2 separate regions of the Homo sapiens genome follow, and region 2 is linked to region 1. A link is an interaction called in ENCODE POLR2A ChIA-PET data of the cell type or tissue named here. Cell type or tissue: GM12878. All regions are shown on one strand. Links, peaks and the distances in the headings refer to the core of each region. The heading gives the core; the rest is flanking DNA. Region 1 overlaps LPGAT1 (lysophosphatidylglycerol acyltransferase 1). Region 2 overlaps LPGAT1 (lysophosphatidylglycerol acyltransferase 1).

Evidence for each region. Peaks named below come from ENCODE experiments on the same cell type or tissue, not always from the same donor. Only the 100,000 strongest peaks of a DNase experiment are listed, where the experiment ranks them.
Region 2: POLR2A ChIA-PET joins it to region 1 with 10 read pairs; 4 of 35 experiments call an interaction of 5 or more read pairs at or near these places.

Annotation. Positions count from the first base shown.
Region 1 is chr1:211,810,145-211,826,045 of GRCh38, forward strand. All of the region lies in intron 2 of LPGAT1 (lysophosphatidylglycerol acyltransferase 1), which reads right to left. Among named protein-coding and RNA genes, the nearest start is that of LPGAT1, 13 kb to the right of the region's middle. In GM12878, for the core only: no CTCF peak of the experiment used is centred there; no DNase peak of the experiment used is centred there; H3K4me3 peaks cover 308 bases.
Region 2 is chr1:211,731,028-211,746,928 of GRCh38, forward strand. It overlaps LPGAT1 (lysophosphatidylglycerol acyltransferase 1), which reads right to left. Exons shown (of 8, transcript NM_014873.3): 8 at 12,430-15,901. Among named protein-coding and RNA genes, the nearest start is that of NEK2-DT, 63 kb to the left of the region's middle. RefSeq lists enhancers at 4,300-4,799, 12,722-12,891 and a cis regulatory region at 12,807. In GM12878, for the core only: no CTCF peak of the experiment used is centred there; a DNase peak (open chromatin) is centred at 8,944.

The DNA.
Region 1 (15,901 bases), core at 13,393-15,892:
TGGTAAATATAATTAATTTACACCACCTCCTGTTCACTATCCCCCAAAGCACTAATTGATATGTTCATTCATTCAACTGGTTTTATTTTCTTCAGAGAGACACAGGGTTCTACCACTGCAGAAGACATAAAAGTATACTAGAATTCTATCATGAAGTAATTAATGCAATTCAAGAGAAAGTAGAACGTGACGGAAGATAGAGGGTGGAAGGAAAAAAGAAAAATTAAAACAGATAAACATTTTAAATAGTATACACAATTTGCCTGCCTTTCCAGTCAACAGATGTATGCCCTGGAGTACAGATAGACTGGAATCTTGAATATGCTGTTCCCTGTCATATTCAGCTCTCATGCCCATCATCATGTCAGCATCTCATATGCCCATCATCATGCCAGCATCTCACTTAGCTGTGTGATTTTTGCTTTTTAAAGGTATGTTTTCTTCCATATAAAACTTAAGTCAACTTTTTAATTGAGGTAATACAATCCCTGTCTTCAAGAAGTTTGCTCACTTATTGGGAATAAAAAACAAACTGTGAAATAATACAATACACACGAAAATATGTACGTACCACAGAAGCTAGGAAAAGAAGTCATTGTGAGCTGAAATATGAAGGGAAGAGATACAAAAGACAGCGAGAACATGCCCGGGTAGTAACCTTCCTGGGGAGACAGCTGGTACTGAGAAGAAGAGGAAATAAGATTATATCTATAAATACAAATTCAGATTATAGGATTACTTTTAAAAGTCAGATACTAGACTTTAGGCCAGGGAATACAAAATTCCTGTTTTATCACCACACAGGTGACAACAGAGGGAAGTAGGCTTCCTATATGACAATAGGGAGCAGTGGGACTGTGTTTAAATAAAGAGAACATTCACCACCCAAAGTGGGGAGACACTATTCAGCTCTAGTCTCTTGCTGATATTTGGAAACACAGACCCAGGCTACCATATCCTCCAATTCTTTAAAAGTAATTGGAAAGTCAAGAGTTTTTATGAAAGTTAAAGAAAGAGGACATTAACAATGAAGGAAGGTTTATGAGCAAGCAGGGAGGAATGAAATCCAAACAAAAGGACTGGGTCTTGATAGGAGGGACATTCTACACTGCAGCAGAAAGAATAAAGGGAGGGAGCACCCAAAAGATAAGGCAGGCTTGGGCCAGGTTATTAAAGCACGAGAATCCTTAACATTATGTTATAAACAACAGAAAGCCAGTAGGTAAAAGGAACTGATAACATACGGGTCAGAGGGAAGGAATGAAGAGCTGTCGGGAATGATGGAGGCTAGTTTGCTAAATGGGGATTTTTTTTAAAGATGGGAGTATCTTGGCTCAGCACAGTGGCTCATGCCTGTAATCCAGCACTTTGGGAGGCCAAGGTGGGTGGACTACTTGAGGCCAGGAGTTCAAGACCAGCCTGGCCAACATGATGAAACTCCGTCTCTACAAAAAATACAAAAATTAGCCAGGCATGGTGGTGTGCACCTGTAGTCCCAGCTACTCAGGAGGCTGAGGCACAAGAATTGCTTGAACCTGGGAGGTGGAGGGTGCAGTGTGCCAAGATCCTGCCACCCGCCACTGCACTCCAGCCTGGGCGACAGAGTGAGACTCTGCCATCCCGCCACTGCACTCCAGCCTGGGCGACAGAGTGAGACTCTGCCATCCCGCCACTGCACTCCAGCCTGGGTGACAGAGTGAGACTCTGCCTAAAAAACAAAAAAGATGAGATTATCTTTATATCCTGGAGGATAAGAGCATTCATGGTATAATGAAAACACATGGGCTTTAGAGCAGCCCTTCACTCAAAGACTAGCTCGGCTCTTGCCAGCTCTATCACTCACATTGTGCACATTACCTAACTTCCACAGATCTTCATTTGCTCACTGATACCACTTCCCTTGACAGGATTGTTTTCAACATTAAGTAAGAAGCCATGTGTAAGCACTTGTTAAACGGCCTGGCACAGCAGATACTCAATCAAGGTGTTTCTTCTCACTAGAAGCATTACTGGTTATCTGTGTTGGCACAGAAGTTAGTCTCCCTACTGCAGAATGAAGTAAAAAGGCTTGGGAGGGCTTTCTTTTTAACAAAAAGTCTTATCAAAGGATAAAAAGTTTCTAAGGGAACCAGAGAAATTAACCTAACCAGGAAACTATACATGGAAAAATCTAAGGTTACAAGAAAAAAACATCATTTTGAAAATGGTATTAATAGGATGATTAATGTAAGCATATGACACAGAGACAGGAAAGAATAAAGAGATTAACTAGAACACACTATAGGTATAAGGTTCTCACTGAGCAAGGAGCCCAAACCTAGAGTCCATAGGATCCATTAATGGACTTCAGAGTTGTGACTCCTTGAAACTGTAAAATTGTGACCATGTGCAAAGGTTCTATGGAAAGCTGAAAAATGCACCCCTCCACAACCCCAAAGATATCCATGTCAAATCCCTGGAACCTGTGAATGTTACTTTATATGATAAAAAATGTGATTAAGTTAAGAATATTGAGAGGAAGTGCTTATCCTGGATTATCCAGATGAACCTTAAATCCAACGACTCGAGTCCTTGTGTAACAGAGATACACAGAGAAGAAAGGGCAGTAATGTGACCCTGGAGGCCGAGGCTGAGTGATGCAGCCACAAGCCCAGGAATGCAGCCCAGATGTTGGAAGAGGTGAGGGATCTCCCCCAGAACCTCTGGAGGGATCTTGGCCCTGCTGACACCTTGATTTGAATGTCGGGCCTCTAGAACAGTGAGAGAATAAGTTTATGTTTCTTTAAGCACTTCTGTAGTAATTTGTTTTGGTAGTCACAGGAAACTAACACAGGTGCACCCTTCTAGAGGGAGGGGCTATTTACTTTCATCAGATTCTGAAAGAGGTTCTAATAAACCTCCAAAGGTAAAAGAACTACCACTGCAGAAAGTAAGCAAAACTGTCTATAAATAAAAGAATTAAAAAATTTTTAAACGAGCAAAACAAGTAGTTATTTGGATAAGGTCTCATAGCTACTAAATGCTGAAGTAAGAATTTATCTATGAATATAACTCAATATTCATTTCATTATCTCTTGGGGTTCAACTCTACGAATGCATTAAAAGGAAGTGATTCCCAAACAATTCAATAATTTGTTAAAAATATAAGTTCCCAGGCTCCACCCCGATGTACTGATACAGAATCTCCAGGGTACAGGAATATATATATTTATGCTTATAAATACGTATGTTTTCTTACTTAAAGCTCCTCAAATAATTCAGATGTTTAGACAAGGTTAGAAATTATGACTACGAAGCAGGGGTCCTCAAACTTTTTCTATAAAGGATCAGAGAGCAAAATTTTCAAATATGCAGGCCAAGAGGCAAATGAGGGTATTATGTCGGTACTTATGTAACAAATTTGTTTTCTAACAAATTTCTACGAAAATTTTATTGACAAAATTCAAAATAAAAAATTAATAATAATTGAATACAATTTATATAATGCAGGTCTACTAATGACAAGAATGGAATTATTTCTCAGGAGAGAACATTTTGCTTAACTGGAGTTCAAAGTTAGTGTTCTCTTAGCATCAGGTTGATTGCAAATGTTCATCTGTACAAGCTTCTTAGCTGGAGGGGAGTTATGAAACAGGCAGTGAGCTGGATTTGGCCCAAGGGCTGTAGCTTGCCAACCTCTGCAGTAAGGTACATGAAAGAAGAAAGAACCACAACCCCTGCCCTTAAGCAATTTACAAGTCTGTTAAAGAGACAGGAAAAGAAAAGGTAATAGTCAAGAACATGAAGGAGAAATCTGAATGTTGTAGAGCAATGATTCCTAACCTTGTCAAGTATGAACATTCTTTTTTAAGGTCAAAAAATGTGTCCAGCCTTAACATATCAGTTCTTTTAGAATTGAGTGAAAATATCCATAATAAAAGTAACAACAAAATTTAAAAGCTTTTAAAGGATTTCTTATTAATCAAAACAGCAGCCACATATATTTGAAAAACATTAGCACATATTTACAAGACACATTATTTATTCATCCACAGATGGTACTTAATATGCGTATGGATTCCTGACCCCCTGAGATAACTCTGAAGCACTGGAGGAAATCTCAGCCCAATAGTTAGGAACCACAACTACAGAGTTGATGCCAAAGAGGTTCAGAGGGAGGCAAAGAGTGGAAACTGGAGCAGTGTGGAAGGGTGTCACAAGGTTAGACAGGCAGGTAGAAATTTTCAAAGAAACAAAGAACAGATTTTGGGGAGAGGAAGAATGAAACTGAGAAAATGAGGAGGGGTTGCAGGAGAGCAGCCTTACTAAAGAGCTTGGAACAGGACCAGATCCATGGGGGCTCTGGACCACTCAGCCTGATTCTGCCAACAGAGCCAACATTTAAGTGCTTTCCATGTATGGAGTGCTGATATGCATTCTTTCATTCAATCCTCACCAAGAACAGTTTCCTAATACACTAGCTGTGTAAGTAAATGATCCCGGTTTCATCAGGTACAACCCTAAGTGGGTCAGGATCTAGACTTTTCCACCTTAAAAAATAAAAAATGTAAAAAGTCTTCCCTTGACCCTATATCACTCCCTCCAGTATCACCCTCTACTCCTTCACAGCCAAACTTCTGGAAAATCATACATTCTTGTTTCCATTTTGTCCTCTCCCATTCATCATTCATCTTCGACCCACTCCAATCTAGTTACACTTCTACCACCTCAACAAAGCTGCTCTTGCTAAATACAATAAAAGATATGTCAGCTCTCATCTTGGAAAATGTAAATAAATGCTCAGCTGCATTCAGCGGGTCCCTGCATTGAAACACTGTGGACTTCTGTGACCCCACACTCTTAAGGCTGGCATTCCTTCCACTTCTTCTCTTCCCATCTTCCTCTCTTAACCTCCAAATGGTGGCATTCCCTCACAAGTTAATCCTGGGCCTCTCGTCACTTCGTACTGAGATATCCCTAGGTGATAGCAGCTTTAAACACCATGGATAATTTGCCGATTTCTCTTTCTAGCTCAAGTTTCCCTTACAAGTTCCAGACTGCACATCCATGTCAATTTCACAGCTCCACTTGGATGTTTTTCATCTACCCTATGCTAAATTTTTAAATTTTTAAAATCTTTCCTCTCAGTTACCTCCTCTCTAAACTTCCCCATCTACCCAGCAGCTCACACCAGAAACCTCAGGGGCATCCCTGTCACCTCTCTCTCTACCTCATCCTCCATGTCTAATCTCTCAGCAAGTCCTGACAATTTTCCCTCCTATAAAACTCTCCAATCAGTTCACTTTCCATCTCCACTGCCATCATCACTAGACCAACCATCACCCTCACCTGATAAGGTGAGAATCTTCCACACGGTCTCCTGGCCACACACACTGGCTTCTCTTGAGTCCATTTCTACAAAGCTGCAGAGTAGAATTACAAATGGGAATCTGATTTCATCATTCCCTTACTTAAAACTCTTCGATGGTTTCCTCAAGATAAATTTCAAAATCCTTAATATGCACTACAAAGCTTTAAAGGATTTGGCCTCACCAGCTTCCCTCAACCACTAAACTCCTCTCCCCCTCACTCCCTCCCTGCTGCAGCCACTGGCCTTCCCTTTGTTCCTCAAACATGACAAATGCTTTTCTTTTTTTTTTTTTTTTTTTTTTTGAGACTGAGTCTTGCTCTGTCACCCAGGCTGGAGTGCAGTGGCACAATCTCGGCTCACTGCAAGTTCCGCCTCCCATGTTCACGCCATTCTCCTGCCTCAGCCTCCTGAGTAGCTGGGACTACAGGCGCCCGCCACCACGCCCGGCTAATTTTTTGTATTTTTTTTAGTAGAGACGGGGTTTCACCGTGTTAGCCAGGATAGTCGCAATCTCTTGACATTGTGATCCACCCGACTCGGCCTCCCAAAGTGCTGGGATTACAGGCGTGAGCCACTGCGCCTGGCTTTTCTGCCTTTGTGCATGCTGTCCCTCCTCCTAGCTTCACCTGGCCAACTCCTACTGATTCCTCAGGTCTCAATTTCAGTGTTCCTTTCTCAAGGGCATCCCTCCCTGGCACCACTAGTCTCAAGCTCAAGTCCTCTGTCTCATCCTCTCATAGCCCTTTTCACATGTGATTCCGTGGTTATGATGTGACTCCTGTTGTCTCTCTCCCACACTAACATGTAAACTTCTTAAGAACAGCAACTATGTTGTTTTGTTTGCCACTGTACTCCCAGCCACCAGCACAATATCTGACACAGAGAAGGCACTCAAATTTTTGCATTAGAATAGGTGACTGAATTAATAAATTGCTTTGAAGCACTGCAAAATTTACAAACATAAAATCTAATTAGTTAATATTTTATTCAGACTACGGCCTAAATTATTTTTATTGATTGATTAAAGCAAGAACTCGATTGAGCTACACTACTAGCTAGGCCTGAATAGCCTCAGATATATTTCTAAGACTACCTCATAAGTTAGCTTTTATTCATTTACACATGCCTTTTCCCAAAAGGCTAACATAATTATTTTCCTAGACATTAATATAATAATGATCATTCTAATAATAATGAAATTATCATTTATAGAGTGCCAAACACCAGGCTTCACTTTACATTCAAGTTTCATAACCTCCATTTTTACAGATGATGAAACTGAAGCTCAGAGAAATTAAGCAACTAGCTCAAAGATAAAACTAGCAAGTGGGAGAAACAGGATCCAACCTCATACTAGCTCAAAAATCAATGTTTTTTCCCCAACACATCATGCTATCTCTAATATACTTATTTTGCAATATCTATTATTTGTTGAAAATACATCTGTATACAAATATCTGAGGCTTAACACAGCTTAGAATGATTATTTACACTTTATAATGGCTGCTCAATTCAGAGTCTCATATACAAAAACAAATTCTATCCCAACCGTATAAAACAGCCTGCAACAATTATTCCAAATGACATCCTAGTTCCTTATCCATGTAACCTATACTTATAAATTTAGCCCCCAGTTAATTTTCTTCCCTTCAAGGACCTCAATTAACTTTAATAAATGGAACCATCATATTAGGGGGAAACGTATATATTGATCTCTGTTTTTCAAAAAACTTGTCACAAATGCATTTTGAACATGCAGTTCATAACGAACTCAACTATTCATAAAACCATCCGTCGCTGGGCATGGTGGCTCACACCTGTAATCCCAGCACTTTGGGAGGCAGAGGCAGGTGGATCACCTAAGGTCCGGAGTTCGAGACCAGCCTGGCCAACATGGCAAAACCTCGTCTCTACTGAAAATACAAAAATTAGCCGGGCATGTGGCCGGCGCCTGTAGTCCCAGCTACTCAGGAGGCTGAGGCAGGAGAATCACTTGAACCCAGGAGGTGGAGGTTGCAGTGAGCCGAGATCGCACCACTGCACTCCAGCCTAGGGGACAGAGTGAGGCTCCATCTCAAAAAAAAAAAAAGAAAGAAAGAATTTTTAATAATCTAGATTTTAGATAATTATATTCTTAAGAAGAAATGAGACATTCTACTAACTAATGAGTGTATAAACAACTGGCAACATTTTACCATGTCAGTAATAGGATACATGAAACTTGAAAAACCTTGTGACCACAGCTTTTGGTAATGGTGCTTCATTTTTTCGTTCCTATTAAATGCCTCTGCTTCATAAAATCAGCAGTTGAGATTACTAACAAACTTTCAGGTTTTTTGTTTTTGTTTTTGTTTTGAGACAGAGTCTCACTCTGTCCAGAGACAGGCTGGAGTGCAGTGGTGCGATCTCAGCTCACTGCAACTTCTGCCTCCTGGGTTCAAGCAATTCTCCTGCCTCAGCCTCCCGAGTAGCTAGGACTACAGGTATGCACCACCACACCAGTCCAATTTTTGTATTTTTAGCAGAGACGGGTTTTCACCATGTTGGCCAGGCTGGTCTCAAACTCCTGACCTCAAGTGATCCACCCGCCTTGGCCTTCCGAAGTGCTAGGATTACACGCGTGAACCACCGTACCCAGCCAACTTTCAGTTTTTAATGGCAGGGTTCATTAGTCTTAGGCACTACTAGGGCATATAAATGCAAAACCATGCTTAACAGAAATAGACTAGTAATTATAATTTAAATATTTTAAAATGAACATCACCCAAGTCTCTGGGATCCAAGCAAGTATCCTTAATAAGTAAAGTAGGCCCAAAATAAGACAAGAAGCAGGATCTTGGATAAACTGGACAGTAAAGGGGGTGGTCATCATGCAGCTCCAGCAAATCGTTACTATGCAGGAACAAGGGCTCAGCATGGCCAGATCTCTAATTTCTCAAGAATAGCTGGAAATGTGGAATTTGTTTTCATGTTTTGTGAAATCTCCCTAATTTGAAATGTTGACAACTAATTTAAGTTTAAATAGTGCTAAGACAAAATAAAACAGATCAGCTTCTGAATATGGCCACTAATTTGCAAACTCTGAAAAGAAACTCCTAAAACAAAGCCTAAATACTCAGCAAACCCTAATTTTAGATTAGGAATGGTAAACTCTTATGTAACAATATTTGTCAAACTTTGGAGTGCACTAGTGATCTTTAAAGTTCTCAAGGCAGACCAGACCCTAGAGCTTTACTGTATTAATGTCACATTTATTTCATATTCCTTACTAAAGTACCAAAGGTAACTCACTCCTTCCATTCGTTTTGATGACATTTTCTTACTGCAGCCAAATGGAAATAGAGTGGATGTCTTAAACATATGCTACTGGTAAGCAGTCTAAGAATCAAAACACGTTGGAAACCACTGGGAGACAAAAGAAACACACTTTGGAGCCTACTTTATGCTTTTCAACAGACCTCAAAGAAAATTAATTAGATGGTAAAATTGCTCTCCATTCTATAATAATCAACCAGTGTACAATAGGATGGTGGCAGTGCTATTTTAATTATAATTACATAGTTAAACAAAAATCTTGTGTTGTACTTTTTGGTATGGACATAGCAGCATTATAGGCATGAATCTTCTGGGAAAATACAGATAGCAACAAGGAGAAAAAACTGCGCAAAACTGCTTTTTCAGAAAACCTAGGAGAAAAACAAAAATATAAAAATCCCAGGCCGGGTGCGGTGGCTCATGCTTATAATCACAGCACTTTGGCAGGCCAGGTGAAAGGACTGCCTGAGGCCAGGAGTTTGAGACCAGTCTGGGCAACTTGGCAAGGCCCCATCTCTACAAGAAAATTAAAATAATTACCTAGGCATGGTGGTACATGCCTGTCGTCTTAGCTACTTGGGCTGAGATGGGAACGATCACTTGAGGCCAGAAGTTTCAGGCTGTAGTGAGTTGGAATGCACCATGGTATTACAGCCTGGGTGACAGAACAAGACCCTGTCTCCAACAACAACAAAAAAAACCAAAAAATTTAAATCTAAAAAATAAAACCACCAAAGTACCTGAGAACAAGGCTGAGATCAAACAAGGCATACAATCTATGCTGGGGTGGAGAGCAGCTTATAGGGCAAGACAGTGTGGCATGTGATGAAGAGGGCCTGACAGTGGCAGATCTCAGAAAGCAACAGAACAATACCTTTCCTTAAGAAAAGAGTTGCCGCGCACGGTGGCTCACGCCTGTAATCCCAGCACTTTTGGAGGCCGAGGCGGATGGATCACCTGGGGTCAGAAGTTTGAGATCAGCCTGGCCAACATGGTGAAACCCCGACTCTACTAAAAATACAAAAATTAGCCAAGCATGGTGGCAGACGCCTGTACTGCCAGCTACTCGGGAGGCTGAGGCAGAGAATCGCTTGAACCCAGGAGGCAAGAGGTTGCAGTGAGCCAAGACTGCACCACTACACTCCAGCCTGAGCAACAGAGTGAGACTCCGTCTCAAAAAAAAAAAGGCAGGCAGGGGGGTGGTTTACATTGGCATGCTGGAGCCATGTCCCTCCAATCACAGCTGCAAAGGAAGGAGTGGAAAGTTCAGAATTAGCGGCAAAAGACCTTCTAGAAGGTCTAGACATTTTTTTAGAGAGGCAGAAGACTTGTGGCCACACAGAGAAACACACCCAGGTGTCATATGTGAAAAAGACTACCTCTGAGGCAGAAATCTGGAAATCTACCCTGGCCCCATACAAACCTCCTACAAATAACAGATTGAGGAAAATCCAATTCATTAAGTCACAAGGAAAAAAAGGTAACTGGCATGGTACTGACTGAGAGATACTTTAAGAAAAATGATAGATAATGTACCAACTGTCAGAGTACACTAAAAAAAAATTACAATGGAGAAGACAAAAATTATAACTGAATAATTTTGCTTGATTTTAAGAAAATCAGTGAAGCCATCATCACTAAGAACAAGACCACAAACAAGAAATACAAGAACTCAAGGGAGAAATGTCTAGATAACAGGAATAGGGAAGCATGAATTGGTAGAACTAAACAAAAAAAAAAAATAGAAGAATAAACAAAGCCATCACAGAAATGAAGAAGAAACTGATAGGAGAACAAAGAAGAGACGTTGCAGAAAACACAGTAAAAGACATGAAAGAAACAAACAAATGAAAAACGGTTTAAAAGGATTAAAGGAAAAATAACAGATATAAAAGACATACAAAAGGAGATTCAACATACATATAACTAAGGTCTCCAAAAAGGAAAACCAAAACAATGAGACAAAGTAAATATTTAAAGATATGATTAAAGAAAACTTTCCTGAAATGAAAATACGTTTGAATCTAAATATTAAAAAGGCACACATGTACCAGGAAAAATTGAGCTACACAGTCAATACCACTATATCCTAATAAAGTTACTAGATATGAGAGATAAAGGGAGAATCCCTTTGGGCAGACAGGCAAAAAGACCAAGTCAATAATAGGAAAAAATTCAATCTGGCTTCATATAACATTTAATATCAGAAGACATTTGTATAATACCTGTAAGATACTCAAAAAAAAGAAAGTGTGAGGCAACATGGCAAAACTCCATCTCTACTAAAAATACAAAAATTAGCTGGGTGTGGTGGTGCATGCCTGTAATCCCAGCTAATTGGGAGGCTGAGGCAGGACAATTGCTTGAACCCAGGAGGCGGAGGTTGCAGTGAGCTGAGAACGCACCACTGCACTCCAGCCTGGGAAACAGAGTGAGACTCCATCTCAAAAAAACAAAAAACGTATAAAGCAACAAAAGACAAATTCTGAAAATGTTGTAAGAATAATATCCTCATCTTGTTCCCCTGAGCCCTTATTGAGAAACTACTAGAGGATAAACTTCAGCCAACCAAAGAATGACTCTGCACAAAGTACCTGGGTGAACATTACATTTAACTAAAGAATTAAGACAAAAACAGATGGAAATGAAGCTGATAAAATAGAATGTAAATATTATAGGCTATAACACTGTATAAACTCAAATAACATAAATTGAAAGAAGGGAGAAAGCAGAGAGAAGTATAATAAGCTTACTGATTACCTTGATGTAATAGCTGGGAGTCAATGTATAGTCTTAAAGCTCAAGTAGTAGAAGCATAAGCATACATAATAGCACAGATGTATACGCTATTTTAAATAAATATTACTGACTAAGATTGGGTGAGGAAGAAGAGAAAGGGGAAGACACAAGGATTAAAAAGAGTTTTACCTTTGGTCATAGAAGAGAATGAATGGTTACTATCAATAGAGAACTAAGAATATTAAAGTAATAAGACTGAAATACAAACCTTCCTAAATATCAGAACTGAAAAGCAAAGAAAAAGATACTACACAGTGAAAGACTTAACATTCATATGTATATATAAATAGAAAACATAAAATACAATGGCAGAACCATGACAAATTTTTGACATATGAATAAATATAAATATGGATTCAACTCATATTAACAGAGATTTTCAAATTCACTCACAAAGCAAAACCTAACTCCATGCTGTATACTAGAGACACATCTAAATCAAAGCAAATTATAAAAATTGGAGTTTGAAAACAAAAGGATTGGCAAAGATATGCCATGCAAATGTAAACAAAAATAAACCAAAAACTATTTTACCCAGCTCTTTCTGACTCCAGAACTTGAGGTCTTACTACAAACACTACAAATACTGCCCCCTGAGCTTCTGTAATAGTCTATGTGAAGGTGTGTGCATGCATGATTATATATATATTTCAAAATAAGTATCTAAAATAAATTATTCAATTATAAACTATCTTTGAAATAAGGACATCAAATTTGTAGTACCACCAAATTGCTGAGTTTAAAGCATTTAGTAATATTTACCTTTAATTACCTACCACAGGGATGGAGAAGAACAAAAATATTTCCTTTCATGATATATTTTCCATAGAAAAATCAAAACACTACTGAAAACTCTTCTCCTGGATTTACGTCAAGATCAGTCGTCGGCCAGGCGCAGTGACTCACACCTGTAATCTGAGCACTTTGGGAGGCTGAGGCAGGTGGATCACTTGAGGTCAGGAGTTCGAGACCAGCCTGGCAAACATGGTGAAACCCCATCTCTACTAAACATACAAAAAATTAGCCAGGCATGGTGGTACATGCCTGTAATCCCAGCTACTCGGGAGGCTGAGACAGGAGAATCACTTGAACCCAAGAGGCGGACGTTGCAGTGGGCCAAGATCGTGCCATTGCACTCCAGCCTGGGTGACAGAGCAAGACTTCATCTCAAAAAAAAAAAAAAAATCAGTTGTCAACCTAACATCATGCAGTAACTCCTCACTCTGATGACAATCTACTTTCAAGCACCCAAAACCAGAAATTCCAGTGGAGTTTTTGTTCTCCACATGAGTAGAGAGCCTTAAGGAAGTTAGATTTTATGAAATGTCCATTATACTACAACATTTCCATTGAAGCACCAAGTTTTTAACCTCTTGAAGAAATCTATAGCTATATTACTTTCAGATGTTAAAGAGTTGCATCTTCAGAAAGAGATTCCATGCCTCAAAAGCAAAAGGGCATATGGGTAGTAAAAATTAAGAAACACTCTAGGAACATTATCTAAAGGTCAAAATTGGCTCTTCAAATACAAAAATCAACTTGTGGCAACATCAATCCAGTTAATGCTTCTGGGGAAGTAACTGTGAAACCTCTTTCAATTTCAACATCTATAACAAAAGGAGAAGTGATAACAGTACCACCCTGATAAAATTATTGCGATCATTAAGTGACCGAAGCACTTTGGTCACTGCCTGGTTTATTTTTCAATAAATCTTAGCTAATATAATCACCACAAATATACATATTCCATCTCTTAAATGAATTATAATTATTAAGAATTCAAAGGAATTCAAATTCCTTCAAAGCCTCTCCCTAAGTCCCCTATTCCCTCCCTGTCACCACCTACCACTGATGCTAGATCAGGAGCCCCTCCTTTTACCTCCCCTTGTACCCCTGTATATTTTCATTGTTGGTGCAGTCTCCCCACCAAGGCTGCTGTGAGCTCCTTAAAGTCACTGATTACGTCTTGTGCCTATCAGGTACCTCCAGGGTACCTGTTCCCACAGATAACTGAAGTTCAATAAAGGTGTGTTAAATTAGTAAATGTGGCCAGGCATGGTGGCTCATTCCTATAATCCCAGCATTTTCAGAGGTCAAGGAAGGAGGAGCCCTTGAAACCAGGAGTTCAAAACCAGCCTGGGCAACAGCAAGATCTCATCCCTACAAAAACTTTTTTTAAATTAAAAAGGCACAGTGATGCACACTTAGTGTCACAGCTACTTGAAAGGCTGAGGCAGGAGAATCGCTTTTGAGTCCAGGAGTTCAAGGCTGCAGTGAGCTAAGATCTAGCCACCACACTCTAGCCTGGGCAACAGAGTGAGAATCTGTCTCTCAAAAAAAAAAAAAAAATTAACAAATGTGGTATTTTAAGAGATTATATATATTAAACATGATGTGATTCAAGGTTTCATATTTTGTGGACTGCAATGACCTTGATAATAGACCTTTCAGGAAGGTAGGCAGCTAGGGAATCTCAGAACCAGGAAAGGAAAAAGAGAACATTCAGCCCAGTGCAGTGGCTCACCACGCCTGTAATCCCAGCACTGTGGGAGCCAAGGTGGGCGGATCACTTGAGGTCAGGAGTTCAAGACCAGCCTGGCCAACATGGTGAAACCTTGTCTCTACTAACAATACAAAATTAGCCGGGCACGGTGGTGGATACCTGTAATCCCAGCTACTCGGGAGGCTGACACATGAGAATCACTTGAACCTGAGAGAGAGAGGTTGTCGTGAGCCAAGACTGTGCCACTGTACTCCAGGCTGGGCAATAGAGTGAGACTGTCTCACAAAAAAATAAAAAAGGATCATTCAAGAACTAGACACTTACTGAGTACTCTGTGAGCATCAGGTAACAAATCAGACCCTAGGGTTATAAGGAAGATCCATCAAGTGGGCCCAGAGTAGGTAAGGATCTCACCCCTACCAGTGATAACAGATTTAAAGTTAAAGCTAGACCACTGACTCCCAGAGTTTTCCAAAATCCCAGTGCTCTTTCCACTAGAACAATGCCTCTCAAATGTTGACTGCACTTATAGTAAAAAATACATTCTGAAGCACCACTCAGTATAAACACATGCATTTCTGATATATTCTATTGAATTCTATTTTATTTCACATTCTTAAAATGTTCATCTTCACATACTAAATTGGTTTTACGGCTCAAAGGTTACAAGACATTGCTCTCGAAATACATTTTTGAAACTTTCCGTAGAATTTCAAAGTCAGAAATAATTCCTAAAAATTACTTTTTGTCACACAATGAATATGTATCCCTCCCCGAAAAGCAGGACACTATCAAATAATCACATAACCCAGAAAGACAGGGCAGCTGTCAGTTGGGGAGCAGGAGGTAACTAAACGTAATCTCCATCAGCTTTCCCTAAAGCCCCCCCCAAATAATGCCCCAATTTAAGGAAAACTGTTTGCTACGTAAAAACAGCTTGGCAGCAAGTCCCCTGGCATTTCAGCTCCCTTCCAGCCAGACTTTGGCCCATGACTCTCTCTCACCCTATATAAAAATAAAAATTCTGGAGTTTCTATTAACAGTAAATATTTTTAAAGTATTTCATGCACAGTCTTCTTTTTTTTTTTTTTTTTTTTTTTTTTGAGACAGGTCTCTGTCGCCCAGATTGGAGTGCAGTGGCATGATCACAGCTCACTGTAACCTCGAACTCCTGGGCTCATGTGATTCTCCCACCTTGGCTTCCCAAGTTGTTAAGATTACAGGCATAAGCCACTGTACCTGGCTAAGACTTTAATTAAATGTGTTTGGATGACAATTCCTTTATTAAAATAAGTAAATGAAAATAAAAATAAACTATTTTAAATAAATAGAATACATTTTGTTTGGTATGAAATCTTTCTCTGACATTTACCAATCATCACTTAAACTCCGGGGGGTGGGGTACTGATTTATCCTAGATCCAAATAAAGCATGCAGAAGTGGATCATTAGTTAAGCTAGTATCTCTTTTGGTTTGCCCTTGAAATATTAAGACAAAGGCAATATAAAGCATTTCCTCAACGTGAGATATCTGTACAGCACTTCCTACTAAAGAAAATGTGAAAACAGGCCAGGGGCGATGGCTCACGCCTATAATCCCAGCACTCTGGGAGGCCAACGTGGGCGGATCACAAGGTCAGGAGTTTGAGACCAGCCTGGCCAACATAGTGAAACCCCCATCTCTACTAAAAATACAAAAATTAGCTGGGTGTGGTGGCACACGCCTGTAGTCCCAGCTACTCAGGAGGCTGAGGCAGGAGAATCGCTTGAACTCGGGAGGCGGAGGTTGCAGTGAGCTGAGACTACACCATTGCACTCTGGCCTGGGCAACAGAGCAAGACTCCATCTCAAAAAAAAAAAGGAAAATGTGAAAACAACAATCATTACTACTTTAGTAGCAAGCCGGGGATGAACAAACCCCAGTGTCTTCAGAGT
Region 2 (15,901 bases), core at 7,496-9,995, 85 kb before region 1:
CTGGCTTTCCAACTTATATAAAGGCAATAATAGTACTTGTCTTTCTTGCTCCAGTGGGCCACTGCAAAGATAGAGTGGGTTGAATAGTGTCCCCCTAAAATTCATGTTTACACCTCAAAGTGTGACCTTATTTGGAAATAGGTTACTTGCAGATAAAATTAATTTCGGATCCTAAGAGGGAATCATCCTTGTTTTAGGGTGGGCCCTGAATCCAATGACTGGTGTCCTTAGAAGAAAAGGAGAGAGCACAGAAAGACTCAGAGAAAGGGGTGATGTGCAGATGGAGGCAGAGATTGGAGTGATGTGTGACAAGCTGGGGAAAGCCAAGGATTGCTGGCAGGCACCAGAAGCCAGGAGAGGCCTGGATGGTTTCTCCTCGACAGCCCTCAGAAGGGTCCAACCTTGCTGACACCTTGATTTTGGACTTCAGGTCTCCTGACCTGTGAAAGAAAAAGAGTGTTGTCTGAAGCCACCAGGTTTGTGGTAATTCATCACAGCAGCCCTAGGAGAGAGATTAATACCTAAGATAGAATGAAAAGTGTGAAAAATGCAGTGTCATGGGATCAAGGATGTTATTACAGCAAGCACAGTGATTACATAGGCTCTATGAAACTCACAGTTACTGTGCCTGATTCAGAGCACAGATCTGTGCCTATCTGTTGCCACACCTTAATCCAGTCAGCAGCCATCTTTCATTTGTGCAGGAGTGACCTGCAGCTTGGAAGTCAATGTTCAATGAGAGGCAGATGTGAAATGGCCTCAGTACCAGCTCAAGATTCTGTTTACTGAGTGTTTGCTACATGCCAGCCATTGTTCTAGGCACCCCATGAGCACACTGTGTGCTTGGTGCTCTTCTGCAGACAGGGGAAAAGGCACAACAATTAGTACATGGTTGAACTAAGATTTGAATCCAAGTGGTCAGGCTCCAGAACTTGTGCACTGACCGCCTCGCTATGCTGCTTCAAGGCAGAGGAATCATCCCTTCCTGATTCATTGGGCACAATACAGCTACCGCCAGAGCCCTGGGCTGCCAGCTGGTCCTTCCTCCTCCCTCTGTCTCTTTCCCCATTACCTAAGGGGAGAACAGGCTCTGAACTCCCACGTTCTCTAACCCAAGTCCTGCTCAGGCCAACCCCTGCCTTTCTTCCTCTCACTGGATGTCTAGCCCAGTAGCAAAATATCTTTTACATAGGGAAATTAGCTGGTTAGAAATACGAGCCAGCTATAATCCAGCTCAGGTGCTTAATGTCAGGTGGGACAGAATGAGGGCCTGGAGGAGCTCTGGATGGGCCCCAGGCTGGGTGGTAGATCCTGTTACTCACGGGGAGGCTGGGTTCCTGCAGCATCTGCAGAGCAGGGCTGCAGGGGGTGCCTTCTCAGTTTCTAAGCCCTGAGATTCCACATTTCTCAGATCCCCTTTTACAACTCTCACAACCAGAAACATCAGCTGCCTCTCAGCCTATACTCCCACCTCTGTGGACCCTGTCTGCACACCCAGCCTCTCTTGCCACAACCCAGTTCTGTCTGAATCCTGCAGAGGTTCCCAAGTGCCCACCAACCTTCAGGGACCTCATCCAGTTTAATTGCTTCTCAATTTCTCTCTCCAATTCTGACACACCCCTGAGCTTGATTCATGTATTCATGAATACATGTCCTTAGATATTTAGCAAGTGTGTGAAACCTAACATGGTCATAATTGTCCTGCCCTAGTCATCCCCATCTCAGCAAATGGCAACACAATCCATCCAGCTGTTTCAGCTCAAAACCCCGGAGTCATCTTAATTCCTCTCTTTCACTTTCTACATTTAATTCATCAGCAAATCAAGCTTAACTCTTCCTCCAGAATAGACCTGAATCTGTCTCCAGTGCCACAACCTTGATGGAGGCTATGCCGTCTCAAGCCTGGATAGTGCAGTCACCTCCCAACGGGACCCCCACTTCCAGTCTGGTCACTTTGGCTCATTCCCCACACAGCAGCCGGGTATCTGTGAACACCATAGATCAGTTTCGTTGTTCCACTGAAAACTTTCCAGTGACTTTCATGGAACTAAGAATCAAAGCCACAGTCCTCATGTGGCCCTCAGGGGCCTTCTCTCTGCCTCCTCTTTTATTTTTATTTTTTAAATTCTTTTGAGATGGAGTCTCACTCTGTTGCCCAGGCTGGAGTGCAGTGGCGCCATCTCGGCTCACTGCAACCTCTGCCTCCCAGGTTCAGGCGATCCTCCTGCCTCAGCCTCCTAAGTAGCTGGGATTACAGACATGCACCATCACGCCCAGCTAATTTTTGTGTACATATATATATATATTTTTGTTTGTTGGTTTCTTTTAGTAGAGATGGGGTTTCACCGTGTTGGCCAGGCTGGTCTCAAACTCCTGGCCTCAGGTGATCTGCCCGCCTTGGCCTCCCAAAGTGCTGGGATTACAGGCATGAGCCACTGTGCCCGACTCTCTGCCTCCTCTTGTGTGATGCTTTCCTCTTCCAGTTGCTCCACCGTCCAGCTGGGCTCTCAATCTGCCCCAGCCATGCCCACCATAGCTTTCCCACCCCAGGGCTGGTGCCCCTGCTGTCCCCATCCCCTGGAATTCTCTGCAAAGGTCCTCACGTGGCTGCCTGCTTCTTGTCATTGGGTCTTAGCTCAATTGTCACCTCCCCAAAGAGCCTCCTGGATCACCAGCCCCCTTCCAATCATACTCTAATCTATCCCCACTTGATCTTCTTTATTGCACTTATAAATAAAATTACTGTCCTTCCTCATTATTTGGGGTAGCTATGCTTTATAAAGTCACCATGAACACTGAGCTAGTGAGTACTGAACTATCGGGTAAATGGAGGTTAGGTTTTTGCAAGCCACTGGCAACAACATTTCCATCCATCAAGCAATATATAACCTTGTTTTATGTGTGTTTCTGCTTAAAGACACCTTAGTTAATACAGTTGACCCTTGAACAATGAGGGAGTTAGGGGTACTAACCCCCACTGTGCATGTCAAAATCCATGTAGAATTTTTGACTCCCCAAAACTTAAATTACTAATAGCCCACTGTTAGTTGGAAGCCTTACTGATAACATAAACAGTTGATTAACACTCGTTTTATATATGTATTATATATACTGTATTCTTATTACAGTAAAGTAAGCTAGAGGAAAGAAAATGTTATTAAGAAAATCATAAGGAAGAGAAAACATATTTACTATTCATTAAGTAGAAGTGATCATCATAAAACGCTTCATCCTTGTCTTCACCTTGAGTAAGCTGAGGAGGAGGAAGAAGAGGGGTTGGTCTTGCTGCCTCAGTGGTGGCAGAGGTGGAAGAGGTGGAGGTGTTGGAAGGGGCGGCAGGAGAGGCAGGCACACTTGGTGTAACTTTTATTGAAAAAAGTTTGCATATAAATGGACCTATGCTGTTTAAACTCGTGTTGCTCAAGAGTCAACTGTGTATACTGCTGATTCATTTGTAGTGAACTCACGGCCAACAGCACTAACTCACACCTGAACGAAGCTTATCTAACATACGTATTTTCTCTGTCGGGCCTGTCACTGCTTCCTTGCACTCAGAAACACGAGACAGCACTTCAGCACTAAGCTTGGGGGCCTTTTTAAATAGTGAACTCACCAAATAAAAACACAACAATGCAAAAAAACTGCAGCATCAAACAGACCGTGAAAAGGATGATTGTTTATGATATGAGAGCAGAAACAAGAAGGTCTCGAGCAACTCAAAATTACTGCTTCTCTGCACTTCCGCGAATGACTCCGAAAGTCTGTGAGTATTGATTTTGGTGTTTCAAGTAAGTTTCATTGAGTGGGCAAATTTGCAAATATGGAATCTGTGAAGAAGGAGAGTCAACCGTATTTTATTCAGTTGTTTTCCATCTCTCCTGAGTAGAATACACGCTCCAGGAGACCTTGTCTGTTTTGCTCCCTACCGTATGCCCAGCACCTGGCACAGTGCCTAGCATGCAGTAAGTACTCAGTACATATTGACTGAAAGGAAGTGGAGAAGGAAGAATAAAATAATAAAGTCCAGGCTCCTTTTCACTCCCGATGATTGGTGATGCCTGTGCAGGAAGCTCCTGCTCCCAGAGAGACCAGAGGGCCACTGCCCACCTTGTCCCTTCACACAATTATATACCATTTCAAACCACCACCATGGTTCTTTGGCTCCTTCCAGGCAACCTACGTCTTCCTTCCTTTCTTTGTCTCTCTACTGCCCATCTATACGAGCCTGCATGTGCCAGGGAGTCAGTGGCCCCATGCTTGGGAAAGACTGCCCGCCCTTGCTTTACGCTTTCTCAGCTTTCCCTCCTTCCCTCTAGGTGCTTCTTGCGTGGTGCAGGAACAAACGTGCCACCTCCTTCATCTGGCCAGCTCCCCAATCCCGGGCTGTCTGGTCCCCTGCTGTCTGGCTCCTCCCTTCAGGTTCCTGCCAGTCCTCCCAAGACTTCTTGACATTTTCTTCTTCCTTTCCTGGGACTCAAATTCCACTCCATCCCCTCCCCTTTTCTTTGTTCTGACCCATAATAACCTTAATACAACCACCACCACCATAATGGTAAGGACTAATGTACTCCTGCCTAGGAAGAGGGTGAGTATTTATTTTGTGCACTAACTCTCAGATGTTCCAGAAAATGTTTCCAGATCTTGTCTCTGCCTCCCGGTCCACATTAGGCCTGATGAAAGGATGTGTGCTGTGGAATCAAGGTAGAAAGCTTTTCCCCCCAGTCATTACCCCCCGCATCTCTGCAGCGCTTGACCATCTAGCACGCCCCTGTGTAGAACCATTCGCATCTAGCGTGACCCTCCTGGGAACCCGGGAGGCAGACAGGGCAGGCATAATAACCTCCTTTGTCAGATGAGTCACGAGATGAGTCACAAGAGGCGACAGAAAATCAAGGAGTTTGCCCAAGGCCACGGAGCTCCGAAGAGCTGGATCTGCGCATTCCTGGCTCTGAACCAGGATCAAGTGCCCCTGCAGGCCTGAGACAACCCACAATCGGCCTGTTTGAGTGTCCAGTTTAGACTCCAGACCAATGGGAGTTTGCCAAGATAATAAGTTCCACATAACAAAGCCCACTGTGTGTGCCACGGGAGAGCGTAGGAGAAGGCACAACAGCAGCAAACGGTGGTTATTAAATGTTATGTTTACATAAAACTCCATTGGTTAGAAAATTCCATTCTCAGGTGCGATTTCATTTGATCTCATGGCAGCTGATTATTGTCTCAAGATGTGGAAACTGAGGAAATGTGACCCATCTGGCTAGAAAGGAGCTGAGCTGGGGTATTTCCCTAAGATTCCTGTTTCCTATGCCTGGATCCTTCCCCCTCGAAGACTGATTAATAACTATGATCAGCTTGCTTCTCTGCTCGAAGATTCAGGGGTTCTGGCCTGGGTAGTTTGCCAGCCCATTTCTCAGAACAATGTGGGAGGCAACAAGGGCCTAGAAAGTGGTTTCGAGGAAATGTGGCCAAGAAAGAGGGCCTTGGGGATGGAAGAACTTGGCAAGGAGATCTGAGCTGGCCTGCTGGATCCAGAGCAGTGTCAGGCAGGCAGCCAGGTGGAGCCTGGATGCGAGCTGCTGCCCGGGCGACTGAGGATGGAGGCAGCACGAGTCTCCAGCATCCTTCTGCCAGCAGTGAAATGTGCTCTGAACCTTTCCCTGAGCTTTGTGCCTCCCTCTCTAGGCAGCCCCTAGGGATTAACCCCTGCCCCAAAGCCCTTCAGCATCGCCACAGCTAATCTCTGTGATGCCATCTGCACATGTCAACATGTGACTGTAATGGTGGCAGAGCTTGTGTCCCATCTCTAGGCCCCTTTCCAGTCTACCCAGTAGACACATTCTGCAAACACTAGCTGACTGATCCCACCCCTTTGTCCTGCTTTCTTGTGCAACCTGGTTGTGGTTCCATGGTGTGACTGCACAGTGGGTGGGAAAGGGGGCAGCTCAAATAATGGACAACTGCAGTCAGTGAGGAAAGGAAGGGCACGTGAATTCACAGAGCACCACAAATGTTATTTTGTTCACAGACCTTGCAGACCCCACCCCATGCTGCACTGGGAGGCTGGTTCCTCGGGAAGTCTGGTGGCCCCTGTGCAGATGTCTTAGGCGCCCCTGGCCATGTTCCCTTGGCTCAGTGTTCAGCTGCCCTGTGGCAGGTGGCTCCTGCTCCGTGGGACTCACGCTTACCCCAGGCAGCATCTTTCCCACACCTAGGGCCTTTCAGCTTCAGGCCTTGAGGCTTCTCTGGTGCCATGGGAGCCTTTTCCACCCACTGCAGGGGCAGCCCTTAACCACCGGGGGATGGTCGGTGGATGCCTGGTCTCCTGGCCTTCAGGGCACAGTTCTGGGATGCCTTGGCGGGCTGAGCTTCCACACCCTACAGTTTGCTACTCACATCTCCTCCTCTCTAAGAACATCTTGTGCAGTGCCTTGGCAGGAGGGACAACAAGGGGACATGGACCACCCCCAGGGGCCTGGCTCCTTCCCATTCCTCATTTCCTCCTTCGTGGTTCTCATGACAGGGCAGCCTTCATGAGGTGCCTGCGTTTTACTGCTCTTCTGTTGCCGACTTGAAATTCGTAATGCTCTTTGAACAGGGAGTCGCATTTTCATTTTGTACTGGGTCACACAGACAACGTAGCTGGTCCTGCCTGGTAGTTTGCTGCTTGGGGAGAGGCCTCTGTAAGTGATGAGAGCAAAATGAGACCTGTCCTCTGGCCAAGCTGAGCTCATTGTTTCTTCCCTCCTCTGAGCACAACAGAAACCCAGGCACAGTGGGAGCTTTTATCAGGGTCCCTGTGACAACGGCGCATGGAAGTTGGGGGCTGGGGGGAGACAGGCCTTAGGGGCCAGGGGGAGACAGGCCTTAGGGGCCAGCTGGTCCATCCCCCAACCAGAGTGGGTTTTCCCACCCAGCACCCTGGCACAGGCTCACCCAGCCTCTTTGTGAATTCTTCTAGTGACAAGAAAGGGCCTTTTTTTATTTTATTTTATTTTTTTATCGTGGACTCGAATTGTCATTGCCCCTCACTCTGGTGAAGTGTTACAAGGTTCTCCAAACCCTTCCATGAGGATTATCTCACTGGATTCTCACCACCCTCTCCTTGTGCAGCAGACATTTTCTAAAGAGTGGAAATTAAGGAAATTCCGGTAATTTTCAGATTAGCAGCCCTTGCACCTCCCACTCAGCCTTTTCCCTTCCTTCAACCAGCGATGGAAATCTCACCTAGGAAGCCTTTCAGCCTGTCAAAAAAGAAAAAATGCCTCCTAATTCCTTGTACTAAATTATTCCCTCCCCGCTCCACCCTGGGCTGTAGGTAATGTAATGTCTTTTTTCAGATGTCCTTCACTTTGAATAACAGTCAGAAAATGGCATGAGGTAGGCAGCCTTTTCATAGGCTTGTTAAATGTATTAGACCCCGGTGGAAAGATGGGAGAATAAAGGAGGATCACAGAGCCTCCCTCTCCTAGTGATGACGGTAGAGCACACACCTTTTAAAGTGCCAGTCAAGGAAAGAAACAGAGGCTTCTAAAAGGCTGTGGCTTTTACGCCACCCCCACCTGGAGGAAATACGCCCACCAAGAACATCCTGAGCACTTCACCAATACCTGTCAGTTAGGAAAGCGACTGCCAGAGGGGATGGGCAGGGACGGTACCCAGAGTGGAGGTCCCCACCAGCTTTAGCTTATGTCTTCCAGTGGGCTGCAGGGTTGAGGGGAAAAGCTGGAGCCCATGCCAGGAGCAACCCAGGCAGAGGAAGCCTCACCATGAGGCCCCCCTGGGGTACACTGGCAGACAGACACACACACTGAGCCTTGAGATGTCTGAGGCTGAGGCTGTGGCAGGAGCCCCTGGAAGGAGACACATGTGTCCACTCCCACAGGCCCAGTGCTCCTCCTGCTAATGCAGCTTACAGCAAACCCTCAGATCTTTACTTTCACTTGCTTCTTGTCTGTGGTTTGCAGATTCCTAGTACCTATGCTCTGCCCACCCATGCCTGCCCCTCCTCTCCTCCCACTCTCCCCTAACAGTAAATACCTTTCAAATGAGAAACCCTCTGAGCACCCCTGCTTGCTGGCACCCTCTGTGCTAGAATCTCCTGCTGCAGTCAGACAGGTACCTGGGCGGGGGGTGAAGGGGAGCTGGAGCTGGGCTGGTGAGGTAACCCTGCTGTCCTTCCTCTCCAAGGCCTAATAAAGAGGAAGACAGAGTCTGAGGCAATGCTTCCTGTGACACCAGGTTTCTGCATCCCTCAGACATCGCTCCAATGACAATTTCAATTATTATTCCTGATCGGACATGGCACAGATTCTGAAGGCTGGCTTTCAGTAATCAGCTGTTCCATTTCTCTGCCTCCAAGAAGAAATGCTTTATTAATTCCACATTCATTAACTCATTCATTCCCTTGCTTTTTCTAGCCATCCTTTGGGAAAACAAGGACGGGTCTTCTTTATAATAAGCTAGCCCAGAACCACTCTGAATATCGTAATGCCTGAGCAGCCATCTCCATATCCATGAGTTGCTGTTTATGCCAAGCTTCCCACCAGATGATGGTTTGAAGTATTTCCAAATCTTCTCTAAGAGAACTGTTCCATAACCTCATCATGGCCCTGAAGCCTCTCTCTCTTGGAATTCCCAATTTCTGGTGTTACTCTGAAGTTCCGTGAATGGTGGGCTGGACAGCTTGTTGGATATTTGTCTGGGGAATCAAAGGCTCTTAGGGCCAGATGGGGCTTTGAAACATCACCTGCTTCTCATCTCCTCACCCCCACCCCCAGCAGGGCAGAGTTTCGAATACACACCTGCTAATCCAGCTTTGCCTCGTTTCTTTGTGCTCTACCATGATAACCTCAATAGCCATAAGCAATATCTTATTCTAATCTGCCCACTTCCTTCTGATACCCACTAAGAACTGAGCACCCAGAACTTACCACTGGAAGGTAAAGTGTCAATTCTCAAGATATAAACTTCTGAGACTTCTGCAACTAGAAAGGAGAAAGGTTTTCAAAATTACTTTCAATTTCCTGAAGCATTAGGACACTTTCAATGTAGTTTTATATTTAGAATCATATGAATTATACAGAGAACCGTGGGCTGGTGGACAGCTTCCAAATACTAGAAATTATATTTCCCTCCATTTTGATAATTAGTTCAAGGTCTTCACCACAAGTGACATCATGTCTCAGAAGCAAAAATAGGTCCCTATTAAGCCTATGTAATGTCTTGTCTAGTAGATCTGATTTCCTCTTTATGCCCCCGTCTCCTCACCTTCCTAATTGGCGCTCCAACCTCAAAGCTTTTTCTCACTGCTGTCTGGAGCCTTAGATATATTAAATATAGTCTGACTGTGTGGGGTTAGGGACTTGGCTATGCTGATTGCATGTGTCTAACTTAAAAACCAAGAGACCTAGGGCATGATAACAGCTCATTGCAGCCTCAATTCTCTCAGGCTCCAGTGATCCTCCTACTTCAGCTTCTCGAGTAGCTGGGACCACAGGTACACACCACCATGCCTGGCTAATTTTTTTTTTTTTTTAAGTAGACACGGGGTTTCACCATGTTGGCCAGGCTGATCTCCTGTCAGCCTGGTGTCAAACTCCTGGGCTCAAGTGATCCTCCTGCCTTGGCCTCCCAAAGTGCTGGGGTTATAGGCATGAGCCACTGCATTGGGTATGCATGGAACACATCACTTGCAGTTTAGGCACATCTCAATATGAGAATAACTTACATCCTCTGTTAAACCCAGTTGGGGTGAGATAAACACAGCCTCCTTACTGCACATTCAGTACAATGTGCCAGTGTCTTATGTGCTTCCTGTATATAATCTCACTTAATACTGAAAAGAAGTCTTGGCCAGGCATGGTGGCTCACGCCTGTAATCCTAGCACTTTGTGAGGCCAAGGTGGGCGGATCATGAGGTCAGGAGTTCAAGACCAGCCTGGCCAACATGGTGAAACCCCGTCTCTAATAAAAATACAAAAATTAGCCAGGTGTGGTGGTGCACACCTGAAGTCCCAGCTACTCAGGAGGCTGAGGCAGGAGAATCACTGAACCGGGACCCGGGAGGCAGAGGTTGCAGTGAGCCGAGATCACGCGGCTGCACTCTGGGCTGCAGAGTGAGACTCCGTCTCAGAAAAAAAAAAAAAAAGAAGTCTTTGAGCGTTTCCCATTTAACACATAAGGAGAGTGAGGTTGAGAGGATAAGAAACTTGCCAAAGGGCCAAGGTCGAATTGAAGTCCCCGGTTCTGCTGCTCCTGGGCTCCTACTTGGACAAGCCCTTAACACTTGATGGCGCCATGACAGAGGGATATTCGGGCACTAGTGGCCATCGTGGCCTAGAATTTATTACCTACTCTAGTTCCACACTAGAATTCAGAAAAGAAAGAAACTATTATGAGATTGAAATCTGTATCCCCTTTGGTCTAACATAAAAATGTTCTTTTTATCTTCTACTATATAGGGCAAAATTTTTAAAATGCACTTCACTTCCACATCCAAAAAAAAAAAATAATTAATTTCAGGGCTTTTTTCATGGTTAATTGTATCTCTGCAGCAGCTGAGAGGAACATTAATAAAAATTATCTTTTGGGGTTTTGGGATTATTAAAATTGAGGATAAGGATGTTATGGAAGCTTTAGCTTCTAGATCCATCGCCCTTTTAACAAATATACTTGTTCCTTTAGATTTCACTCTTATTTACGAAATACATAAATCTGAACCAAAGCAATATGCTGTTTTGGGGAAAATATATGAATGCAAATAAAAGAAAGCTGATTCTAGTCCCCACAATTCTACTAAGTAGCCATTTGATGCTACCAGCAATGCACCAAAATTGTATCAGAGTGAAATCTGCCATCCCAAAACAAGGTGACTACTTGCTCTGAAATTCTAAGAGCCAATCAGTCATGCATCAATCGGTGCCAAAAATAATATAATGTCCAAACAAAACCTCCATTCTTTTAGCTAGGTGTCCATTTGATTAATGTGACTTATACGAATGAGGGATGGATCAACAAATCTAATCCTCTTAAGGTATTTGGGAACTCGAAATATTTCTAACTAATGGAAATTATGGGCAAGCCTGCCAAAGGGCAAGAACTCTTTTAGACCCATCTAGTGTTCTTTATTCAAATAGCTTAGGAATTTTTTTTTTTTAACTGTGGTAGCTGATCTTCAAAGACAGCTCCCAATGAAGCATGCCTCTCAGTATTTGATAGTATTCTACCCATTTATAGACCTTCCCACATTGAATCTGGACTGGCTCTGTGACATGTTAACTAAAGGAATATAGCACCAAAAGTGACTCTGTGCCAGTCTTGGACCTATGCCATTAAGAAGTCCTGGTACCTTCTACTTCTGTGAGCCCTGAGCTGCCATTGCTGCCACTGTCCCACACTAAATATATCAGAATTCAATACAGCCAACGCAGGCCCAAATGCACCATTTCTAATGCCATCCTTTGTCCTTACTGAAACAAGCATAAATCAGAGAAACACAAAAAGCCTGATTGTGGGCTAAGATGCCTTGATTGAAAGAAGCTTCTGTGTCATCAATATTTTGAATTGTCCCTTTGTCACCCTGGAGGGGCATCCCTACTGGCTGAGGTATGCCTTTCCTCAGTAAAATGGGCAGTTATCTGAAATGGGAGGTGGGATCTTTTACAGGTGAGTTCCCAGGGAAGACACTCTGGGTCAGAGTTCTCATGGAAGTTGATTTCTTCCTTGGAAGTGTTTGTGTATCAAGGATATATGTACCTGTTTGTGGACAGCAGGCTCTGGTCTTCCTTTTGTCTTCCAGCACTCCTGGCTTCCTCTTCCTAGCACTCCAAGCTCTTCTGATCTCTCCACTTCTAGGTACCTATTTGCTTTTCCCTCAACTGTCCATCAGCTGGCCCTGATAGTGTGCACTGCTAAGAAACTGAAGGTAAGACCCTTTTCAGGGAGATTTTCCCATCAAAAATGCAACAAGGAAATAAAGATGCAACCACTGATATTTTAAGGGAAGTATCCCAGTGCCAGGTTTTTTCAATGACACCACACAGACAGCTGCTACAATCAAAGAATGGCTGAGTGTTCTCTTGCCTCGGTAAGTCAACAGTGAGAACTTTACCATCTCCATCTCTAGTGCTCCCACACCCAAAAGGCAAAAAGTATTCCAAAGTGGGGCACTAAAATCTTTCCAGGGGAGAACTCAGAAATGAGCTCTGTGATGTGCTCCTTGCTCACTAGTAGAAAACATTGTTCCAGTTTCTTCCTTTGTACCTACTAGAGAGTGCTTTTCTGATCATGAAAGGGGCCCATCTCATTTCCAGCGGTTAGCCAACCCTCCTCCCACGTTCCATATGTCTGTCTGTTTCTATGTGATCTGAACTGTTGAGACTTGGTTTATGTTTCTCAAGCCTCTAGGAGTTAAGAACAAGGTTACCCAGATCCTGAGAGGTAAAAATTTATTGATTTCTATCATATCAGCATGTTATGATATGGTCACGCCTGCTCATACAGCTGACTTCTTAGAGCCAAAAGAGAATTTTTTTCCTTTTAAAAATACATTTGTTCAGCAGGAAAAAACATTTTAAAAACAAGCATTTTCATATTAAGTGGAAATTAAAAACAATGGCTTTCCCCCCGCCAACTCATGAGGAATAGGGCTGGTCAGCAATAGATCTCTGAGTGCTTCCAATTTGTTTTCAGGCCTCTGTCCCCAGTCTGTTCCTTGTCTTCCACAGAAAGTAGTTCCAGGGGAAAAAGAAATTAGAATCTCACCAAAACAGCAGCCTAAATACAGATAGAAAAATAAGAGGTAGACACGACTGTAACGATTTAACTCATTTGGTAGACTGTGCAAGATATTTTAATATTTAAATTTTTCAGTGGGATTTAAACAATTGTTTAAACATCAATAAAACAATTGATGTTTTAAATGCTAACATCTTAGAGATGCCTATACCACAGTTTACTTAGCTTTGAGAAATGAAAAGTATAAAGACAACTTTAGAAATATGCAAGCTTCCCATGTATTTCAGTAAATGTTTTCTTTCTGTCACATTCTTCTAAATCAAAAGTTCGCTGTGTAGGACTGACATTAATGCTTTTCCTACCCTTTAAAGCCCTGGCCAGGGTCAGTGATAGGAATTTCCTGAGTTCAGCAAGTAGATTAACTATGAGAAGTTTATTCAACACTAATAGTTAAGAAAAAAAGGATGGGGCAGTGGTGTGCTGGATACAGCCCCTACTGATTCCCAAGACCCAGTGGTCACATTTTAGAATTTTGCCTGCAGTTGTTAAGCATTGGTTATGAAAATTGAATCATATAAATTTACAATTAATGTTAAAGCTAAAAGTGGTTTCGGCTTAATGAGTCTAATATGTACCATGGTAAGAAACAGTTTTAACAGTAGATCACGTATCAGATTGAATGATAATAAATTTATTGGGAAATGAGTTAGATTTGGACAGTCTGCCATTTTTCAAATCACAGTTGAAAGACAATCAATCATAGGTTGACTGTAGGAGTTGAGCAAAAAGCAATTAAGTATCCTTTTAAAAAAGCATTTTAGTTCTTTCCTGAGCAACTAAGTATACTGTGAGAATCAACTGGCTATATGGGATTTACAATAAAGTATTTGTATCTTATTATTTGTTAATTGTGTTATATGTTCTTGCTATCAGCAAAATTTATAACAAACATGTATAGTTGAATACATAATTTTCTCCCAGAAGAGTGAACTGCTAAACATTTACCAGCACACCACTGGATTGGGAGAATGGGGAGAAAGGGGGAAATATTTTTAAACCAAAGAAGGAAGTCTGATGTTTTTTCATTTGGTTTTTCAGTTTGCCTTCAGCATCCAACTGCCACAGTGTGCTTTAAGTACTTGCCTGCAGATATTAATGCCCAAATAGCTCTGGTAAAACACACATGCCCCATCCCCACTGCTAAGAATTAAAAGCACTTTAATTGAAAAAAATCAACTTTATTTTTTCTAGGTTTAAAAAAAATAGAACCAGCTATTAATTTTTGTTGAGAAAATGCTTCTTTTGGTGTTCACATCTAAATTTCTGAAAAGGTGATCTGGTTACCAAAATCATCCCAAATGCATTCATAAACCAGATCCACGTGTGACCAGCCCTTTACAAAAATTAATTACAGTTGCCACAGCCTTTACATTCATTCTTATCACACGTTACAACATGCAGATAACACAAAGAAAGGTCAACAAGCTGAAGTAAACATTACAGCATCAGGAAAATGAAAACCCATCTGTATAAAATAAATACAATTTTATAATAACTGTAAAGAAAATGAAAGCACTTAATAAAAATAATGGCAGTTGAAAGTATAACTGTCTCATCACCCGATCATAAAATAAGTTACTGTAAAATGCATAGACTCCTTACACGTAAAGAATTTGTGCATCACAGTCATGTGTTCAACAGTTTTACACAATAAAAATAAAGCCATTCAAGATATGTGTGCATACTTTGCAACTAGAATACACTTAAAAAACGTTTGCTCTTTAAACTGTCTTAAAAAAATATTAAATGTAAAAACCCTCAGATGGAAATTTTGCAGAAAAACCCATATTTTATCTTCCATGTGGCTACAGTCACCCTTCCCCAACAGTTCAGCACCCTCAGCTTATTCCCAGGGTCCAGTTCCTAATTGTTGGGGATTGGCGCAAAATGATTACAATAAAGCACCAACCAATGACTGCTCCAGAGAATGCCCAGCCCCTCTGTGATCTGGAAATCTCTAACTTAGATGGTTTTGGTCCCAAACATATTAGTCTCTACCCTTCCTGCTATCCACTGCTGCTTTTGACTTTGTCCTTCATATTAACAGATATAAGGCTCATAGCACTGCAGAGCAAAAAAACATAACAAACCATTTTTATCCATCCTCTGTGGACCAGAGCTGAACACACTCATAATGGTAACTCTGGAGTGAAGTCCTGTGTAATGACTTCAAAAAAAGAACAAAGAAAACAATTAACTCTTCCTACTCAGTAGTGCAAATAAAACATTTTCTTTTCAAATATAAAAATAATCCAAGAAGACTATCCATGATTAAAGGCTACTCTCTATGATTAACCAGGTCCAACTAGTTCAGAAGAGTCTTTAAGGAAGTGATTGTCAAAAAACACTCAGACAAATCCACAAGAAGTGGGCAACATGAGCAAAGAATGAAGACGCTTCTTAACATGAATCCAAGACAGCAACACTAGAATAATGTTCCCAGGTTTACATTTGGTGATTTCAGATTTCATTTTCATAAAAAGGCTTGAGAACAATGCCAATACTGCCAATTTTTGATTATTCAGGGATGCTTTTCTAACCCATAGATTATTCAGGCTTCTGTATTTCCTCTTCCTGATAGCTGTCTTTCCGCATCATTTCACTACTCATTAACACAGTCATAAATATATAGGCAAAAAACCCCTAAGAAACAACTTAAATCATTTAATTAGTAAGCGTCCCTAGAAAAAAAATGTCTGATGAGAGTAAGAATTCAAACTCCTAAATAAAAGTAATTTTTGATTTACCTATCATTTATTACCAGATTATCTATCCAGAAAGTAATCAATCTAGTAATCCTTCCTTTATAGTGGAAAGTTAAGGATTGGTTGTAATATTAAAGACCAATAAGATAGATCTGAACTCATAGCTATCTTCTTTTTTAATATACTTTTGGAATTCTCAGTGAATTTGTTTGCTTGCCCAAAATATTATTTTCCATTCTGTAATTTTTCTTTACCTTCCATTACTTACAGGTTTCTCTGCAATTTAAGTACAGTTCACCACCAATAATTGTTTCTGAAGTTAAGGGTGACCTGCTGGCTTGGTCACTTTTGCAGTGACTGGACCTGCCTGTGGCCAAGCACATGTTCCATCACTGTAACTC